Regions from separate parts of the Homo sapiens genome. Here region 2 is linked to region 1. Evidence: read pairs that join two places in POLR2A ChIA-PET (ENCODE). Cell type or tissue: Panc1. All regions are shown on one strand. Each heading gives the region's core, and the rest is flanking DNA. Links, peaks and the distances in the headings are about the cores only.

The links. ChIA-PET counts read pairs that join two places held together with the same protein. Peaks named below come from ENCODE experiments on the same cell type or tissue, not always from the same donor. Only the 100,000 strongest peaks of a DNase experiment are listed, where the experiment ranks them.
Region 2: POLR2A ChIA-PET joins it to region 1 with 6 read pairs; 6 of 35 experiments call an interaction of 5 or more read pairs at or near these places.

The regions. Positions count from the first base shown.
Region 1 is chr9:34,261,347-34,268,886 of GRCh38, forward strand. It overlaps KIF24 (kinesin family member 24), which reads right to left. Exons shown (of 13, transcript NM_194313.4): 9 at 1,755-1,826. Among named protein-coding and RNA genes, the nearest start is that of KIF24, 64 kb to the right of the region's middle. In Panc1, for the core only: no CTCF peak of the experiment used is centred there; no DNase peak of the experiment used is centred there.
Region 2 is chr9:34,155,794-34,163,333 of GRCh38, forward strand. No RefSeq gene overlaps it. Among named protein-coding and RNA genes, the nearest start is that of UBAP1, 19 kb to the right of the region's middle. In Panc1, for the core only: no CTCF peak of the experiment used is centred there; a DNase peak (open chromatin) is centred at 2,829.

The DNA.
Region 1 (7,540 bases), core at 1,486-6,485:
CCATGCCACTCTTCCGCAGCCATTATGAATGCTGATTTAACATCTACTGGAGTTTTTTGTTAATAAAGAGGCACACTTTCATGACAGAAAAACAAAACAAAACAAAAACCCTATTTGTTCCACTAAGAATAATCATAGTTAACATTTATGTCATTTTTTTGTGTAGTGTTTTTTTCCATGTCGCACATTTTAAAAATGATAAAAACAGAAAGTGGTCATACAGTACATGATCTTTTAACATGAAAAGTTGCAGTTTCACCTTTACTCCCATTGTTACTTCCAAATAGATCCAATGCTGTTTCTTCTGCATCTTTTTAAACGTTTTTCCCTGTGTGGCTGCGTAATAGTAGAAATCATATAGGCAATCACATTATTACCTTGTTCTACAGCTTGCTTTTTTCACATCACAATAGATCTTGGTCATCTTTCCTATCAGTACATATAGAAAATCTAGCTCATTCATTTTAACTGCCTGAAGCCATTATTTTTTTGTGCCGAAACAGTGGTCTAAGTCTTAGAGCCAAGAAAGTATCAGGTAGCTACGTCACCCTATTCAATGCAAAGGCTTAGAGATTTCACTAATTCAACATTTTCTTTTCTTTTTTAAGATGAGGTCTCTTTTTGTCGCCCAGGCTGGAGTGCAGTGGCGTGCTCACAATTCACTGCAGCCTCAACCTCCAGGGCTCGAGTAATCCTCCCGCCTCAGCCTCCCAAGTAGCTGGGACCATGGGCCCACAGGCACGAGCCACCACACCCAGTTAATTTTTAAATTTTTTATAGAAAGGTTGTTTGGGCTGGTCTGGAACTCCTGGGCTCAAGTGATCCAATTGCCTCAGCTTCCCAAAGTGCTGGGATTACAGGCATGAGCCACTGTGCCCTGCCCAGAGTTACCATACACTGGAAATAAACAGAAAGGTGGTGACCAGAACAGCACTGCTCTCCCCAAGGAACCCCTGCCACCCCATCCTGAAGATATCCCTGCCTGAGTCTGCCCCTTCCTAAAGTCCTATGACAGGCTGAGTATCCCTTCTCCGAAACGCTTGGGAAGAAAAGTTGTTTTGGATTTCAGATTTTTTTTCAGATTTTGGAATATTTGCATTATCCTTCTGGTTGCACATCCCTAACCCAAAAATCTGAAATCCTTTGAGCATAATGGCACTCAAAAAGTTTTTAATTTTGGCCAGGCATGGTGGCTTATGCCTGTAATCCCAGTACTTTGGAAGGCTGAGGCAGGCGGATCGTTTGAGCTCAGGAGTTCGAGGCCAGCCTAGGCAACATGGTGAAACCCTGTCTCTACCAAAAAAAAAAAAAAAAAAAAAAAAAAAAAAAATATATATATATATATATATATATATATATATATATATGGCCAGGCATGATGGCATATGCCTGTAGTCCCAGCTACCTGGGAGGCTGAGGTGGGAGGATTGCTTGAGCCTGGGAGGCAGAGGCCACAGTAAGCCAAGATCACACCACTGCACTCTAGCCTGGGTGACAGAGTAAGACCCTGTCTCAAAAACAACAACAAAAAGTTTTGATTTTTGAAGCATTTCAGATTTCAGATTTTTAGATTAATGATACTCAACTTGTAGACAGAGTTCCTGGATGGAATTTCACTCCTCTCCTTCTCTTTTCCCCACTGTGCCCAGCATCATGTCTTACTGACAGTGGATGCTCGACTGAATGAACAAATACATGAAATAAGGAAGAAAGGAATGAATCAGAACAAACTCAAGGCTCACATTTAACTTTACCTGAGTTAGTTTGCTTTGCCTGAAGGGAGTATGGGTGTGTTCCTGATCCAGTGCTCGGATACATTCCTTCAGCTGCAAAGTGGGAGAACAAGCACATCAAGTATCAAGTGCAAAGGGAGAGTAACAGACCTGATGCCGCCTCCACAGGAAGCTTGTTTTTCTTCAATAAACCACACTCAGACAATCCTCCAAAAGGAAGTCAAAATGGCCTGTAGTTTCCATTCAACAAGAGAAACCAAGCTAGATTGGGAAACACCATCCTGTGCTGCCTAGCTGAAGGCCTCCCAGCTTAGAGGCTGGGATCCTAGGACTGCCCCTGAGTTGACGGCGGGGAACAGACAGACGCTGGGACCTACCCTCAAGTCCCAGAGTTCAAGCTCATGTGGTGGTAGTTCTGGCTTGCTGGCTCCCTTTCTCTCCTCACATTCTTCCCAACTGTTGATGCACTTAAACAGACAAAATATCTATATCCACTTCCCCACTCCCTGCTCACACATGCACACCCGTTGGCGTAGAGTCAAGCATAGATTCAGATATAAACTATCTGAATGGGGTAGGAGAAATTCTAGAGCCAGAGCTAGAAGGAAACTGAGAAATCACCTAGGCCTACCCCCTCGTTTTATTTATTTTTTTCTTAATTTTTTTTTTTTTTTGTAGAGATGGGGGTCTCTGTATATTGTTGCCCAGGCTGGTCTCAAACTCCTGGCCTCAAATGATCCTCCTGCCTCAGCCTCCTGGAGTGCTGGGATTACAGCCAGCACTTTGACCACACACAATTAAAAACGACCCTTCATTTAAAAACAGCAGGGTCTGTGGCCCAAAGGCAAAGGAATGTTCCTTGCTCATGGCTGTACTCCCTCAGTGAGAAGCGCTCATTGGACATGATAAGGACAGCAGAGATCTGGATATGTGGACCTCCAGGGGAAACACTCCCATCAGAAACAGTGGTGGGGGTCGTGGGGGGCAAGATGAGGGAGGAGAGACCTTCTATTTCTGAGTGATGCATCTAGGCTAAAAGATAGTAAAAGAAAAGAAAAGGAGCTGGGTGCAGTGGCTCATGCCTGTAATCCCAGCACTTTGGGAGGCTGAGGCGGGCAGATTATTTGAGCTCAGGAGATCGAGACCAGCTTGGCCAACATGGTGAAACCCTGTCTCTACTAAAAATACAAAAAAAAAAAAATTAGCCGGGCATGGTGGCACATGCCTGTAATCCCAGTTACTCAGGAGGCTGAGAAAGGAGAAAAGCTTGAACCTGGGAAGTAGAGGTTGCAGTGAGCTGAGATCATGCCACTGTACTCCAGCCTGGGTGACAGAGCGAGACTCCGTCTCAAGAGAAAAAAAAAAAAAAGAGGGAAGAAGGTGGAAGCAATCCCTTGGAATTGCCACCAAGAATAGGTAGTTTGCCTCCAGAGTGTGCTATGGCTGTTCTTAGCAGCAGCCACAGATGCCCGCAACTGCCCTACCTCTATCCAAGAAGCTGCAGGGTATAAACAGGTGTGAGGAAATTTCCTCTTTTATTAAAAATCTATCCAGTATTCCCCAACTTTAGCACTGAGAAGATTCTCCACTGAGAACGAACAAGTAATCAAACCCTGTTCCTCACAGACTCAAATTCAAGCGTGGCCACCAATCCCTACAAGCTTTTTTTCTTTTTTTAAATAAAAAAAGTTTGGCTCCCTCTCTCACCCTCCCAACTTACCCCTCATGAAGTCTGGAAAGAATGTACCTACCTGGAGACTTCAGTTCTGATAAAAAATAAGTAAATAATGTGGAGCAGCACAAGGCAGCATATACAACTGGAAAAAGGAATGAGGAAGAGCTCTATGTACAGTCATGCAGTGATCTTGAGGATGCCGTTAAGTGACAAAAGCGAAGTGCAAAATAGTGTTGAGAGTATGTTAGCATTTTTTCTAAGAAAAGGGGTGAGTGCAAACATATATATAGACAGAAAAATGATTTTACAAGGGGAGGAAGGTAACAAGGTTGAGAGTACAGGGATGGAAACTATACTTCTTTGAATGTGGCTTATTTTACAATTTTTACTTTAAAACCACATAATTTTTTTTGCTTTTTGCTGTTTGTTTAAGAGATGGGGTCTCACTTTGTATCTCAGGCTGGAGTGCAGTAGCACAATCACAGCTCACTGCTGCCTTGAATACCTGGACTCAAGTGATCCTCTCACCTCAGCCTCCCAAGTAGCTTGGGTTACAGGTGCGCACCACCACACCCAGCTAATTTGTAAATGTTTTGTAAAGACAGGGGTCTCCCTGTGATGCCCAGGCTGGTCCTGAACTCCTGGGCTCAAGTGATCCTCCTTCCTTGGCCTCCCAAAATGCTGGGATTACAGGTGTGAGCCACAGCTCCTGGCCTAAATGTTTTAAAATAATTACAAAATAAGGTTAAATCAAAATAAATAAGGCAATTCGTAAAACCAAAACCAAACAAATGAACCTAACACTATGAAATTGGCAGGCTTAAACACACAGAGAAGAATTATTTCAGGTGATTTGACAGCATAATATTATGACTGTACATCCTTAGTGGGATACAACCCAATTAAAAAGAAAACTGCGATAAAAATCTTGAACTGAATTAATCATATTATAAATAATATTAGCATTATTTTGAAATACATATATATTAAAGTAGAGCAAATAAATGTTGCTAGGAACTAAGATTTCTAGCATAACAGAAAAAAGAGACAAATAAACATTTAAATAAATTAAATAAAAACTGTGTAATTTTAATTTTATTTATTTTTTTAATATTATTATTCATTGGCTTTCTTCAGACGAGACAGTTTATTTTTTGAGACAGGGTCTTGCTTTGTTGCCTAGGCTGGAGTGCAGTGGTACAATCATGGCTCACTGCAGCCTCAACCTCCTGGGCTCAAGCAATCCTCCCACCTCAGCCTCCCAAGTAGCTGTGACTACAGGCGTGTGCCACCACGCCCAGCTAATTTTTAAGTTTTTTGCAGAGACAGGGTCTCATTATGTTGCTCAAGCTGGTCTCAAACTCCTGGGCTCGAGTGATCTGTCCACCTTAACCTCCCAAAGTGCTGGGATTATATGTGTGAGCCACTGGGCCTGGCCTGCAATCTTAAACTAATTTATTACTATAAATCCCACATATACCACATATATTTTTCCTTTTCAAAACAAAAAATAACACCTTATTTATTAGCTCTGTCCACAGAAAAGGCCCAGAAGCAAGGGCTAACACAGTAGTGATAAGCACCCCTAATACACAGACTGAAGTCTCTAAACACCATTTCCGTCTCAAAAAAACCAAGGCTCAACCAGGCGCGGTGGCTCATGCCTGTAATCCCAGCACTTTGGAAGGCCGAAGCAGGCGAATCACGAGGTTAGGAGTTCAAGACCAGCATGGCCAACATGGTGAAACCGGGTCTCTACTAAAAATACAAAAAATTAGCTGGTTGTGGTGGCAGGTGCCTGTAATCCCAGCTACTCGGGAGGCTGAGGCAGGAGAATCGCTTGAACCTAGCAGGCAGAGGTTGCAGTGAGCCAAGATTGTGCCACTGTACTCCTGCCTGGGCAACAGTGTGAGACTCCATCTCAGAAAAAAAAAAAAAAAAGAAAGAAAAAGAAAGAAAAAGAAACCAAGACTCATTGAAGAAATGGCTGATTCGAGGTCTGGAGAGGGAAATGTATAAAATGAGCCTAGAACATAGGCTCTTGTCATATCAGAAAGCCAGGAAGCTATCAAGAACGAGTAGGGTTGTACCAAAAAGACACAGGAACATTCTTGAAACAGCTCCTATTGGCTAAATATGTTGAATTTAAGCAGCAAAAAAAGATATAATGATTTCAGTTTATAATAATAGAAAAAAAGGTAAACAACAACAATAAAACAAACTCATATTATGTTTAGGTAACATGAACTCCAACTCATTCTGAAAAGTGGTGAATAAATTAAAGAATCATCTTGCTTCCACTACAAACTGTATGTCAGGAAAATCAGATAGTTGAGGGAAAATTATTCTTTTCAGCTAATACATACAGAAGGAATATTAGAATTAGAATATCACCATTCTGGAACTCTTAATAAAATAATAGATATAGATGAGATTCTTCAATGGCTGATAAAATTCTTAGGTTAAAAACGGCTGAATGGCATGTCCTTAACAGAGACTAAGGGGAAAGAAAAGTAAAAATAAATAAAATAAAATAAAAAATAAAGGCTGAAAGGAAACTTTATAATAGAGAAATTAGGCTGACAACACTTGAATCTCTTTTCAATCTTAAAATCACAAAGAGAGACAACTAGACATTCTCTATCTCCTAATGTATTGCTACAGAAAATCTAAGAACTACCTATGAATTGTTTTTGCCAAAAAATATAGAACCTAAATCTGATCACATCTCTAATTCAGGACTGTCCCAACAGAAATAATACATGAGCCACAAATGCAAAACACATATGTAATTCTAAATTTCTAATAGTCATATCTTTTTTTAAAAAAGAAAAAGAAACAGATAAAATTAATGTTAATTATATATTTTATTTAACTCAATATATCCAAAATATTATTTCAGCATGTAGTCAATATGAAAAAAATAAATGAGATATTCTACAAGCTTTTTTGGTAATCAAAATCCAGTGTGTATTTTACACTTAGAGCATATCTTAATTCAGACCAGCCACATTTCAAGTGCTCAATTGCCACATGTGGCTGGTGGCTGCCATAGTGAACAACACGGCTATAGAGCTTAGCCACCTGACAGGAAACATAAAGGATAATGAGTAACATGTTAAACATCAACACAAAGATGCAGGTGGCCAAGTACAGAATGTGGCAAATCTTACAGGACAAGTGACCCAGTTTTCTTCAACCAATACACTGATATAGAAAAAATGAAAGAGGGAATAAGAACTCACATAGGATTTTATTGGCACCTTGATTTGAACAAGTTAACTATAAAAAGACACTTATGGGACAATTAGAGGAATTATAATACTTATTGGATAATAAAGAATTACTTCTTTAGGTAAGATAATGGCATTATGGCTACATTAAAAAGTATCTCTTTGAGATACATTTAAAAAAATTTTTTTTTGAGATGGAGTCTTGCTCTGTTGTTGCCCAGGCTGGAGTGCAGTGGCATGATCTCAGCTCACTGCAACCTCCACCTCCTGGGTTCAAGAGATTTTCCTGCCACAGCCTCCCGAGTAGCTGGGGTTGTAACAGCCTGCCACCATGCCCAACTAATTTTTGGTTATTTTTAGTAGAGACAAGGTTTCACCATGTTGGCCAGGCTGATCTACCTCAAGTGATCCACCTGCCTCGGCCTCCAAAAGTGTTGGGATTACAGGCGTGAGCCACTGCGCCCAGCTGAGATATATACAATATTTATGGAATAAATGACATGATGACTAGGATTTTCTTTCTTTTTTTTTTTTTTTTGAGACTGAGTCTCACTCTGTCACCCAGGCTGGGGTGCAATGGCACGATCTCGGCTCACTACAACCTCCACCTCCTGGGTTCAAGCGATTCTCCTGCCTCAGCCTCCTGAGTAGCTGGAATTACAGGCGCTCGGCACCACGCCCAGCTAACTTTTGTATTTTTAATAGAGACAGAGTTTCACCATGTTGGCCAGTCTTGTCTCGAACTCCTGACCTCAAGTTATCCACCTGCCCTGGCCTCCCAAAGTGCTGGGATTATAGGCGTGAGCCACCGCTCCCAGCTGGATTTTCTTTAAAATAATCCAACCAGGGGGAGGGAAGGGGTTGCTTAGATTTTTCATATGTTGGTAACTGTTGAATCT
Region 2 (7,540 bases), core at 935-5,934, 110 kb before region 1:
GGCTTAAAGTGTCTGCCCAAGGAAGCTAAAAAAGCAGCACCTACAGATAGGTTCCTGACCACCATTTCTTAGAGCATTTACTTAAAAGGGCTTAGAATTGTGGATCCTTCCTCTGTGCCTTTGAAAGATATATGTATCTCCCATAATTTAGGAGTGTCTTTCTCAAGGACCTGAAAGCTATTCCATTGAAATGTAATCATTGGAAAGGATAGGGCCTCTGTCCCCTAGTCTCTCTGGGAGGATAGAATTCTAACTCGTTAATTGCCAATTAACAGACAAAGGTGGCCTAATTGGCATTTACACCAACCAACCCTTTGTAATTTTTCCTGACTCAGCGCCCTCTGTTCTATCCCACAACTCAGTCTTTGTCTTTATTTTTTAATTTATTATTATTATTATTTTTGAGACAGAGTCTTCCTGTGTCACCCAGGCTGGAGTGCAGTGGCGTGATCTTGGCTCACTGCAACCTCCGCCTCCCGGGTTCAAGTGATTTTCCTGCCTCAGCCTCCTGAGTAGCTGGGTGTACCACGCCAAGCTAATTTTTGTATTTTCAGTAGAGATGGGGTTTTGCCACGTTGGCCAGCTAGTCTTGAACTCCTGACCTCAAACGATCCACCCACCTCACCCTCCCAAAGTGCTGGGATTACAGGCATGAGCCACCGCGCCTGACCAATTTTTTTTTTTTTTTTTTGAGACGGAGTCTGGCACTGTCACCCAGGCTGGAGTGCAGTGGCGCAATCGCAGCTCACTGCAACCTCCACCTCGCGGGTTCAAGCAATTCTTCTGCCTCAGCCTCCTGAGTAGCTGGGATTACAGGTGCCTACCACCATGCCCAGGTAAATTTTTGTATTTTTAGTAGAGATGGGGTTTCACTATGTTGGCCAGGCGGGTCTTGATCTGCTGACCTTGTGATCCACCTGCCTCGGTCTCCCAAAGTGCTGGGATTACAGGCGTGAGCCACCATGCCCGGCAAACCGATTATTTTTATTTATTTATTTTTTTGAGACGGAGTTTCACTCTTGTTGCCCACGCTGGAGTGCAATGGCACGATCTCGGCTCACTGCAACCTCTGCCTCCCAGGTTCAGGCGATTCTCCTGCCTTAGTCTCCTGAGTAGCTGGGATTACAGGCACCCGCCACCATGCCTGGCTAAATTTTTGTATTTTTAGTAGAGATGGGGTTTCACCATGTTGGCCATGGTGGTCTCGAACTCCTGACCTCAGGTGATCCACCTGCCTTGGCCTCCCAAAATGCTGGGATTACAGGTGTGTGCCACCCCACCTGGCCTAAATGTTTTTTTTAAGCCCACAACTAACATCATATGTCTTTCTCTCTTTATAAGGCCTAGTTACCTCTAAAAATGGAAGCTGAGTTTAGTTCATACTGCACCCTCTTCCCTATTGCAAAGGAATATTACTGATGAATAGGTGTCCTTACCACTGTAACTAGTTTATTTGTTTATCTTTGACAAGCATGTTGACCAGCGTTATGGAATTTCACTCTATTTACATGTGGCTTAGTGTTCGGCATCAGACTCAGTGGGACCACAATACATTTCTGATCCTCTTTTTCATATAGCTCTTCTCTGGCAAAATTGCCCCCAAAATCCCAGCTGCCTTAGTTTCCTCAAACTTGATCTCTGCTTCCTCACCCCATGAACACTGCTATGTTCTGCTTGGATTTCCTCACCCTGAGCAGAAGCCTAGAAACTGTCTACAGGCAGAAAGCCAAAGTGTTTTTAGGCTCATCTTACTTGCTTTTTTCTTCTCTCAGGGAACAGAGTCCTGTACTCCTTGTCCAGTGTCTGAGAATAGGTATTTCATATAAATTTGTCTACTTTTCTCATTCTTTATCACCAGAGGGCAAGTCCAGTACCAACTATTAGAGGAACTTAGGATTTCATTTTTGAAAAACTTTTAATAATTAATTTAATTGGGTTGGAGTAAAGAAAGGGGGAAAAAATGAAGGTGGACACCATAAGACTTAAAAGGTAAATGGCAAGGAGAGATCTTTTTAAATACATTTAACAGAAGGATAATGTATGGAATATGCCAGCTCCTTCAAATATATAAGAAAAAAGGAAACAACCCAGTGGTAAAATGGGCAGAGGATAATAACAAGCAATTCACAAATGGTCAATAAACACAAGAAATATACAGCATAAGGAAATACAAATTAAAATCCAATGAAAAACCATTCATTGGCTTGGTAGGATGGCTCACGCTTGTAACCCTGTGCTTTGGGAGGTCAAGGTGGGAGGATCACTTGAATTCAGGAGTTTGAGGCCAGCCTGGGCAACATAGCAAGATCCCTGTCTCTACAAAAAACTAAAAAATTAGCTGGGCATGGTGGTGCATGCCTGTAGTCACAGCTACTCTGGAGGCTGAGGCAGAAGGATCACTTAAGTCCCAGAATTTGAGGCTGCAGAAAGTTATGATTGGGCCAGTACACACCAGCCTCAGCGACAGAGCAAGACTCTGTCTCTCTCTCTCTTTTTTTTTTTTTAGCAAAATCAAAAAAATTTTAAATGTCGGCAAGAATACAGCAAAACAGCTACCTTCATACACTTTGGTTCCAGTGTAAAGAAATCTGTTTGACACGCAATTTGGAGAAATGGGGAAGCTGTGGTGAATGGGAATTCATGGCCCTGGACCTACAAAAAGCCTGCATTCCTGCCAGTATGGCTACTTTGTTCATGTGCGCACTGTGCCTGCTCTGGGGGGGTTAATGACACAGGCTATCATCAACTAGCTGAGTCATTTTGTTTACTTGGCTGTTCAGTGCCTCTTATGTGGTGCATTCTCTCTGGTATGCCTTAACATGTTGTTACGAACTGAATTGTGCCCCGCCCCTCCAAGTTCTTATGTTGAAGTCCTAACCACCCCACTTACCTCAGAATGTGACTGTATTTGGAGAAAGGGCCTTTAAGTAGGTGATTAAAGATCCTAATGCAATCTGACTGGAGGCCTTATAAGGAAGAAATCTGGACACACAGAGATACCAGAGACGTGAGTGCACAGAGAAAAGGCATAGAGTTGAGGATACAGTGAGAAGGCGAAAGCTAAGGAGAGAGGCCTGAGAAGAAACCAAACCTCCTGACACCTTGACCTTGGACTTCTGGCCTCCAGAACTGTGAGAAAATAGATTTACATTGTTTAATCCATCCAGTCTATAGTATTTTGTTATGGCAACCCTAGCAAACAAATACACATGTGATACAAAGATCTTCATACTCATGCCCCTTCCTATATGTTCACTTGGAATTCTTTGTCCTTAGATCTCCTTATTCCCAATGTTTCCAGTCTTTCTCATTCAAGGCCTCTAACCAACCAACCAGTCACTCACCACTATCCATGATTCTGAATATATCCTAACCTCAGGCTACTTTTATTCACCAAAATTAGATGGTGCATTTGCCAAAGCTTCCCAGTTAGGAGGATTGCTTCTTAACACCTTGTCTTTCAGGGTCCTCACTATGTCCTATTTTCTGCTTGCGTTTTCTCACCCACCGAGCCAACCTCCTCTGTTAGCTGGCCACAAGAGCATATATGGCAATAGATATAAGCTAAGAGGTGCTAAGGTAAGAGCAGTAGATGACTGGGGGCTCGTGCCACCTGCAGCTTATACACTTTAGCTGTATTTGTGTCTGCTCCTGAATGTACCACTTCTGCATTGCGACAGATTGCTGCTGGCCCATCCACCTTATGATGTGGTGAGTCTGAGAAACAAAACTTTTTTTTTTTTTTGAGACAGAATCTCACTCTGTTGCCCAGGCTGGAGTGCAATGGTGCAATCTTGGCTCACTGCAACCTTCACCTCCCAGGTTCAAGCGATTCTCGTGCCTCAGCCTCCCAAGTACCTGGAATTACAGGCATGTGCCACCACGCCCGGCTAATTTTTTGTATTTTTAATAGAGATGGGGTTTCACCATGTTGGCCAGGCTGGTCTTGAACTCCTAGTCTTAAGCAATCCACCCGCCTGGGTCTCCCAAAGTGCTGGGATTACAGGTTTGAGCCACCACACCGGCCTGAGAAACAGAATTTATGAAGGATTGTATTGTCCATGTGGTTGATGTCCTACAGTCAGGCACTTCATCTTTGCCATGGTCAGATGCTGATTATTTTATTTTTTGAGACAGAGCCTCACTCTGTCACCCAGGCTGGAGTGCAGGGGAGCAATCTCAGCTCACTGCAACCTCCACCTCCCAGGTTCAAGCAATTCTCATGCCTCAGCCTCCTGAGTAGCTGGAATTACATGTACACGCCACCACGCCTGGCTAATTTTTGTATTTGTAGTAGAGATGGGGTTTCACCATGTTGGTCAGGCTGGTCTTGAACTCCTGATCTCAAATGATCCACCTGCCCTGCCTCAACCTCCCAAAGTGTTAGGATTACAGACGTGAGCCACCTCGCCCAGCCTCATTTTTTAAAAAATTTGTAATTATCTGCTGCAGATATCATAGCCTTACTGTGGAACCCTAGGGGTCTAGGTTGTGATTCTCTTATCGGAGCTTGTCAGAAACTCCACATGATGCCTTTTGCCACTGTCTTAGTGTGTTTGTTCTGCTTTAATAAAATACCTGAGATTGGGTAATTTATAAAGAACAGAAATTTATTTCCCACAGTTCTGGAAGCTGGGAGGTCCAAGATCATGGAGCCAGCGTGTCTGGTGTCTGGTGAGGGTTGCTGTCTGATTCCAAGATGATGCCTCTTGCTATGTCCTCACATGGTGAAAGGAGGAAGGGCAAAAAGGACTGAACACTGTGAAGCTTCTTTTATAAGGGTCTTAATCCCATTTATGAGGGAGGAGACCTCATGACTTAATTATCTCCTAAAGGCCCCACTCCCTGGAGATTAAGTTTCAATGTAAATTTTGTAGGGACACAAACATTCAGACTATAGCAGCCACCACCATAGGTTCTGCTGGGTTCTATGGTTCAAACAGTAGGACCATTTGCATCCCAGCCTGGAGCTGCTGCTGAGCACGTCACTTATCCTGGACCCACTCGAAGCTGGCAGCCTTTTGTGTCACCCAGTATATGGATTAGAGTGATATTCCCAAGTAAGGACTAATACTCTGCCTCCAGAACAAAGACACCTTAGTTGAGAGTGTGGGGAATGAGAGATGCAATATTGTAATTTGTCTTTTACTTTGAAGGGAATGTCCCAGCATTTCCCAAACTACTAGACTACCCAAAACTTAACTGTTAGCCGGGCGCGGTGGCTCACACCTGTAATCCCAGCACTTTGGGAGGCCGAGGCGGGTGGATCACCTGAGGTCAGGAGTTCAAGACCAGCCTGGCCAACATGATGAAACCCTGTCTCTACTAAAAACACAAAAATTAGCCAGGCATGGTGCACTCCTGTAATCCCAGCTACTTGGGAAGCTGAGGCAGGAGAATCGCTTGAACCCGGGAGGCAGAGGTTGCAGTGAGCCGAGATGGCCCCACTCCACTCCAGCCTGGGCGACAGAGTGAGACTCTGTCTCGAAAAAACCAAAACAGACAAAAAAAAAAAAAACTTAACTGTTGTGGTGGACCTTTGAGCCTTCATAAAGTTGATCTCCCACATTTGAAAGCACATATATCTTTAAAAGACTTCCAATGAATTTGCCATTTTTTACACATCCAGTCTGATTACTTTTCTGTCCTCCATACCGGCAACAATGTGATGTTCTGTGGTGTATCCAGATGATTAAAGTCCCTTCAGAATATATATATATTCTCTAGGCCAGGCACAGTGGCTCATGCCTGTAATCCCAGCATTTGGGGAGGCCGAGGTGGGAAGGAATCGCTTGAGTCCAGGAGTTCAAGACCAGCCTAGGCAAGAGAGCGAGACCCCATCACTATTTTTTTTTTTTTTAAATAGAGGCCGAGGCAGGGCAGGTGAGATCAGGAGTTCAAGACCAGCCAGACCAACATGGTGAAACCCTATCTATCTATCTATCTATCTATCTATCTATCTATCTATCTATCTACCAATTTTGAGACAGGGTCTTGCTCTGTTAACCAGGCTAGAGTACAGTGGCATGATCATAGCTCACAGCAACCTTGACTTCCTGGGCTCAGGTGATTCTCCTACCTCAGCCTCCCTAGTAGCTAGCTATGGACTCCCAAGTAGCCTCCAAGTAGCTGGGCCCATACCACCATGCCTGGCTAATTTTTAATTTTTTTTTTTTTTTGTAGTGACAGGGTTTTGCCATGTTGTCCAGGCTGGCCTTGAATTCCTGGGCTCAAGTGATCCTCCTGCCTCGGCCTCCCAAATTGCTGAGATTACAAGCATGAGCCACACACAGCCTCAGAATATATTATAATAGTGGGCATGAAATTAACATAGCTCTGGGCCAAGACTATATATGTATGCTACTGTCCATTCCAAGTGACAGTTAACTGTTTCTGATCCTCCTTTAGAGATGGAAAAGAATGCCTTTACCAGATTAATGGTCACATATCACACATACCATGTATTTGAGGTAACGTTAATCTGCTTTAGCAAAGATACTAAATCTGGCACCTGCAATTGCAGCTACTACTTTTTTGAGTGTGTCATAGTCTACTGGACATCCTCCAGAATCTATCTAGGATTCTGTTGAACCAAAAGAAATTATGATAGGGACTATTACCTCTGCATCTTTTTTTTTTTTTTTTTTTTTTTTTTTGAGATGGAGTCTCGCTCTGTTGCCCAGGCTGGAGTGCTGTGGCGCCAACTCGGCTCACTGCAAGCTCCGCCTCCCAGGTTCACACCATTCTCCTGCCTCAGCCTCCAGAGTAGCTGGGACTATAGGCGCCCGCCACCACGCATAGCTAATTTTTTTTTTTCGTATTTTTATTAGAGACGGGGTTTCACCGTGTTAGCCAGGATGGTCTCAATCTCCTGACCTTGTGATCCGCCTGCCTTGGCCTTACCTCTGCATCTCTTAAATCATTAAGAGTACCATTGATCTCTTTCACTACCCATAAGATGCAATCTTGTTTTTGATTGCTATCTTGCTGGGGTAGGGAGAAGTTTCAGAGGCTTCTATTTGGTCTTTCTCATGACGTTAGCACTTACCTCACAGGTCATAGGGCCAATGTGTTAGTTCTTTTAACAGCCAAGTATGTTGATTTTATTCATGTATTTGGCAACCAGGGACATAACCACTGGGTGTGTCTGTGTGCACAGTAGATTCCCTGTGAACTGAACCTGGGCCAGGACTCATTTATTTATTTATTTATTTATTTATTTATTTATTTATTTATTTATGAGACGGAGTCTCATTCTGTCGCCAGGCTGGAGTGCAGTGGCATGATCTCGGCTCATTGCAACCTCCGCCTCCCGGGTTCAAGCAATTCTCCTGCCTCAGCCTCCCAAGTAGCTGGGACTATAGACACGCACCACCACGTCTAGCTAATTTTTGTATTTTTAGTAGGCACTGGGCTTCACTGTGTTGGCCAGGATGGTCTCAATCTCCTGACCTCAGGTGATCCATCTGTCTCGGCCTCCCAGAGTGCTGGGATTACAGGTGTGAGCCACTGCTCCTGGCCAGGAGTCCATTTATTACAG